2 separate regions of the Mus musculus genome follow, and region 1 is linked to region 2. The links are chromatin loops, found by intact Hi-C in ENCODE. Cell type or tissue: gastrocnemius. All regions are shown on one strand.

What was found. Peaks named below come from ENCODE experiments on the same cell type or tissue, not always from the same donor. Only the 100,000 strongest peaks of a DNase experiment are listed, where the experiment ranks them.
Region 1: a loop joins it to region 2, with 11 times the contacts of the local background. A loop is called at or near these places in 26 of 42 quality-filtered maps.

What each region holds. Positions count from the first base shown.
Region 1 is chr7:139,969,529-139,972,028 of GRCm38, forward strand. All of the region lies in intron 2 of Gm16201 (a long non-coding RNA gene), which reads left to right. Among named protein-coding and RNA genes, the nearest start is that of Spef1l, 8.0 kb to the right of the region's middle. In gastrocnemius, no CTCF peak of the experiment used is centred here; a DNase peak (open chromatin) is centred at 1,194.
Region 2 is chr7:140,059,886-140,062,385 of GRCm38, forward strand. No RefSeq gene overlaps it. Among named protein-coding and RNA genes, the nearest start is that of Msx3, 12 kb to the left of the region's middle. In gastrocnemius, no CTCF peak of the experiment used is centred here; a DNase peak (open chromatin) is centred at 1,490; H3K4me3 peaks cover 723 bases.

The DNA.
Region 1 (2,500 bases), 90 kb before region 2:
CTCTCTCTCTCTCTCTCTCTCTCTCTCTCTCTCTCTCTCTCTCTCTCTCTCTCTTTCCCCTCCCGCTCTGTCCCTCCCTCCCTCCCTCCGTCCCTTTCTCCCTTCCCCCTCCATCAGTTTACTGAAACCAGGTGCTCCTAGCCAGGACAAACACACATGAGGATTGTCCCCGAGGCAAGCAGCTTGCTGTATTAGAGTGGCTCCATCCACCTCCAAAATTATAGTTTGTAATTGTTAATTTTGTCAACTTGAATCTAGAACTTTTTGAGAAGAGAGTCTCAGTGAAGGCCTATCTGTGGGGATTATGTTGATTATGTTAATTGTGGCAGGAAGATCTGTCCACTGTGGGTAAAAAAGATACCACGCTGAGTGCTGAGCGTAAGCAGGCATGCACGCATGCACGCTTTTCTCTGTTTCTGATTATAGGCACAACAGGACCAGCTCCCTTAAGTTTCAGCTGCTGTGACTTCTCCACTGTGATGCGCTGGAACTTGAGCTCTGAGCTGAGACAAGCCCATTGTCACAGTATTTTGTCAAAGTAACTGGAAATGTAACTAAGACAGTCCCAAGTGGAAACTCTAGACATACAGACAGCATGGGTGTTTCTCCTGAGAGGACAATGGCTTAGAAAGAGGTCAAATGACAATGTGGTCTGGGATGAGAAAGTGGAAGCCTGGAGCTGCGGGCACAGGGAGACACCAGGATCAAATTCTCAGTGGACAGAAGACAATTGCCAACATATCCTGAAGGGTCCCAGGCACAGCGGCCCAGGGTTCAGCATCTTGTGGGGTTGGCACCTCTAAGCCATCACTGTGGTCCTGACCCTGCTCTTGCGTGACTAAATGGCTTCTTTCAGGTCACCTCAGCATGGGTACTCTAGTTAGTTCCTCATGCCTGGGGAACTCTAGCTCAAGTCAGGCCTCTCTGCCTCGCCTGCTTCCTGGAGTGTGGCTTTGGGTGGGCAAGCCAGGTCTTGCCTACGAACCACCAAGGAGGTGCCTGTTACCTGAGCCACAACACATGCTCGAGTACTGAGTGGGTCCGGCCTTGAGGGAGTGGCATGATCACCCGAAGTCTTGTTTTTTTTTTTTTCCCAGCTACATTTTTTTTTTTTTTTTTTTTTTTTGCCTAAAGCCCAAAACAGGCTGGCCCAGGCCCAGTCCACAAGGCCCAGGAGGCAGTGTTGGATCAGGGAGGAGCAGCTGGTGCAGGAGCCACAGCCTGTCGGCCTCCTGGATTGCATCTTTGCCATCCATCTTGAGGCTGCCATTATGGCACCAGTACTGGCCATCACACTATACAAACATAATGTCACATATACAGTCATGTATACAATCGCAGTGTCACAGCCACAAAGCATCACAGAGTCAATACACAGCCACACACGCTCAGAATGTCATGCGGTTATATACAATCACACATTGTCACAGCACTGGGGACATAGTCACACAGTGTTGCTGACAGTCATACACAGTTTCACACTGTTCACATATACAGTCACACACATTGTCCCACATGCATTCGCACAAAAGTCTACAACACTGGCCTTCTGCCAGGCCAGTACTGCCAGTGGTAGTCTTCCTGCCCATAGAAGCAGCAGCCTCCACGTGTGTTTTTGTGGGATCCATGTCTGTGCATGCACCTGGCCCGGAAAGCTGGCCTGAACTGTCACTGTGTGAGGGGACTTGGAGGGCTGGCCGGGTCTACAGCTGTCTGGGCCTGTGCTGACTGAGCCCCATGGCCCTCCCTGTTCTTCCCGCCTCCCTGAGGTACAAGCCTGGCTTTACCCCTAGTACTGTGGCAGCTTCTACATCTGGAAGGTTCTACAGCCACTTAGGGAAGGTTTCTGCCTTGGACACTAGGAACCTATCCATGCCCCATGCATCAGAGGTGTCCCCCTCCACAGTGTACTTTGGCTAGTACTAAAGTAAGACAATAGGGGCTACTCTCCTGAAGGTGTCCTGCTTCTGCTCGGAACAAAGCTTTGCCAATCCACTGACCACGGGGACCAGTGCTGACAGAGCCAGAGACAGGGACACTGCCCTACTGACTGGAGCTCTGAAAAGTGACTCAGCATAGGCCCGGTGGTAGGCTCTGCGGCTGGTGACTCGCTTCTGACTCACAGAGGAAACTGGGCCTGCAGCTCTGGGGGGCAACAGTAAAACCATGAGCTCAGTCTGAAGTTTCTGCTTCTACTTCCTGAGAGGCTTCAGGGGCCAGCCATGGCCAACAGGCACAGAGAAGGCTGACTCCGGGGAGAGTGGTAGCCATGAGGAAGCAGAGGGGGCCCCCAGCTAAGCCTCACTGTGGATATAGAAGTTAGGTAGCGATGCAGCCGCCAGGCATGTCCCTGCCTAGGGATGTGGCTGGTGTCCATAAGGGTGAGGATATCCCAGAGGCTGGAAGCAGCATCCAGGTCTTGAAACCCAACAGCTGTACCACTTGTCATGGCTATCTAGGTCTCAGGTTCAGGTCCACCTGGCTCACCAAATCTTCAGGG
Region 2 (2,500 bases):
CGGTGGATTTAGCTGATCAGAACTAGACTTCTGATCCCTGCAGATACTAGGCTCCATGAGACCCTGGGGTTCCAGCACACAGGTTTGATGCAGAGTGTCTCTACTGATGAGCAGATGTGGGGCCTTGTCTACTTTATCAGAAGTAAAGTTGAATACAAAAGGCAACACTGTCTTGGCTTGGCTGAGGCTGAGCCCAAAAAACAAAGCAGCAGTTTCTCTAGCTATCCTTAGTCAAGCAGTCAGCATCAACAGGATGACCAGATTGAACCAGAATCTTGAAGACAAGGATGTCACTGGGCATGGTGACACACTCCTTTAGTCCCAGCACTTGCAGAGCAAGTTCCCGGACAGATAGGGCTACACAGAGAAACCCTGTCTCTTCCAGGAGGAGGAGGAGGGGGAAGGGGAAGAGAAAGAGAAGGAAGAGGAGGAGGAGGAGGGGTAGGGGGAAGAGGAAGAGAAGGGAGAGGGGGAGGAGGAAACTTGATGACTAAGGTCATAGCTTTTACTTTTAGGAATAGCCAACTTAAAAGTGTTTGGATGAGAGCTAAATGAAAGGTCATCCCATTGATGCCGGTACTGTCCTGGCCAGTCCATGAAGCCTGGCCAAAGGGAAAGGGGATTGTGTGGCCAAGTATGACCCATCTACTCTGTACAGAGGCCTCAGGGCAAGTTCCAGTACTTCAAGAACAGTACAAAATGAGGGCAGTCTCACAAGGAAGAAACAGCAGGGTGAAGACCTCCCTCAAAAGTTGTTTGGCAACAATAATAAAAGCAGGCAAGATGTTTGGTGTGGTCAAGGATTACCTGAGATGGAGAGATTCCAGCAGACTCACATGTTACAAGTGCCTGGGGATAGATAAAGCCAGTGATCGGAGAGCAATGGACGGTGAAGGAAAGGAAGCGTTTGTCCTGAAGTGGATGATGGAGGCATGAAGCTGTGGACTGCTATGGCAGACGCCTAGTGGAGTTGGGTTATAGTAACTTTATGGCCCCTGGTCTGGCCCAAAATACTACCTCAAATCTTTGCAACTGAAAACACTGGTCCTTTAGAACTGGCCTGCTTGGAGGGCTAGACCCAGGGCTGCTCAGCAAGATGGATCAGGGTCTTCCAGGTTGGTTCTACCAGGGTATGTGAGGCCCGGGGTGAAGGGGAGGGAGCGCCTAGGATACAGGACGCCTGCACCAGAGCCCTCCGGGCTCGCGAGTGCCTGTCTCTTTGTCATGCACATGAGGGCTCCGCGGCTGAGAAAGGGTCCCCTTCACTGCTGAGACACACGGAGGGCACTTTTCTTCCTCAGTCTTCGGCTTGGCACATGCCTGCTGCTTCCAAGTGGCCTCTCATTCAAAGGGCCCGGCCCCCATTCTTTGTCCCCCTAGGTGCCCGGCCCGCGGCCCCTGGCAGCTGCTGCGCGTTCAGAGGCTCTATAGAGCGGGCTCTGCAGGTGAGCTGCCGGTCAAAGGAGCTTTCAGGCGTCACCAGGGAGCGGACTTCGAGCGTGTCACCACTCGCGGCGCTGGCACAATGGCAGCGCCACTCAATGGCTACCGCCCCGCCCCTCACGCGCGTGCTTGAGGGCCGAGTTGCAGATCGAGAGGAACGCGCCAGCCGGCCCAGTCTCTCCGCCTCTCCTACTTATTCCCCCACCCCATCTCCCTTCCCTTCTCCTCCCCTTTACCCCTTCATTTCCCTTGATGGCCTCCCATTCATCCTCCCTCCTCCGCCTCTTCTCTTTTCTCCCTCCCTCTTCTACCCCCTAATTGCCCCTTGGAGGCGGCACCCTCCGGGTCCCGCCCCGCTCGGCACTACAGTTGTTTCACCTCCTTTTCTCCCAATCCTTTCAACTTGGTTGAGTTCAACCGAATTGAGTTCAGCTGGGTTAGTAGCTATGCCCGGCCGATGGCTAGAGGGGCGGTGTCCCCTCAAGGCTAGGGAAATTCTGTAGCCCAGCAGTGACCCGAGACCGTGCTGCCCTCACAGTCTTTAGGATGTAACTAACGAGAAGAGCAAGGTCCTAAGGGGATCTAAGGCGTTGAGGGTTGTGTTGGGAATCCTTAGGGGCGGGAGCCCATAAGTCCGGCCCTAAGAGTGGAGGGGGTGGTTTCAGAAGGGACCCTTGGGGTCAGAGACTCTTTTCCAGCTGGTCCTGGGGCAGTTGGGTTAGAGGATACCCCACTTCCTTTTATCCTCTGCTCCACCTGAGTGCCTTCCAAGAGGGCAAAAACTTATGCACAGTACATAAACCCCAGGAGGTCCTATGTGTGGAACAGAGTGTGGCAGGCAGACAGTGTTTAACAAGCATTTGTCAAAGTTGCTGTGGACAGTACAGACTCAGTGCATGCTAGCCTGGACGACTTGCTGACTGCTCAGGCTTTTAGGAAAACAATGGACAGAGAGGGCCAGAAAGGCACAACACTAATCATTACCAGTGTCCCCAGTGTCCGGATGCCTATGTACCTAGGGCTGGGCGGGGACCACGCAGGCATGGGATGTCTGTCC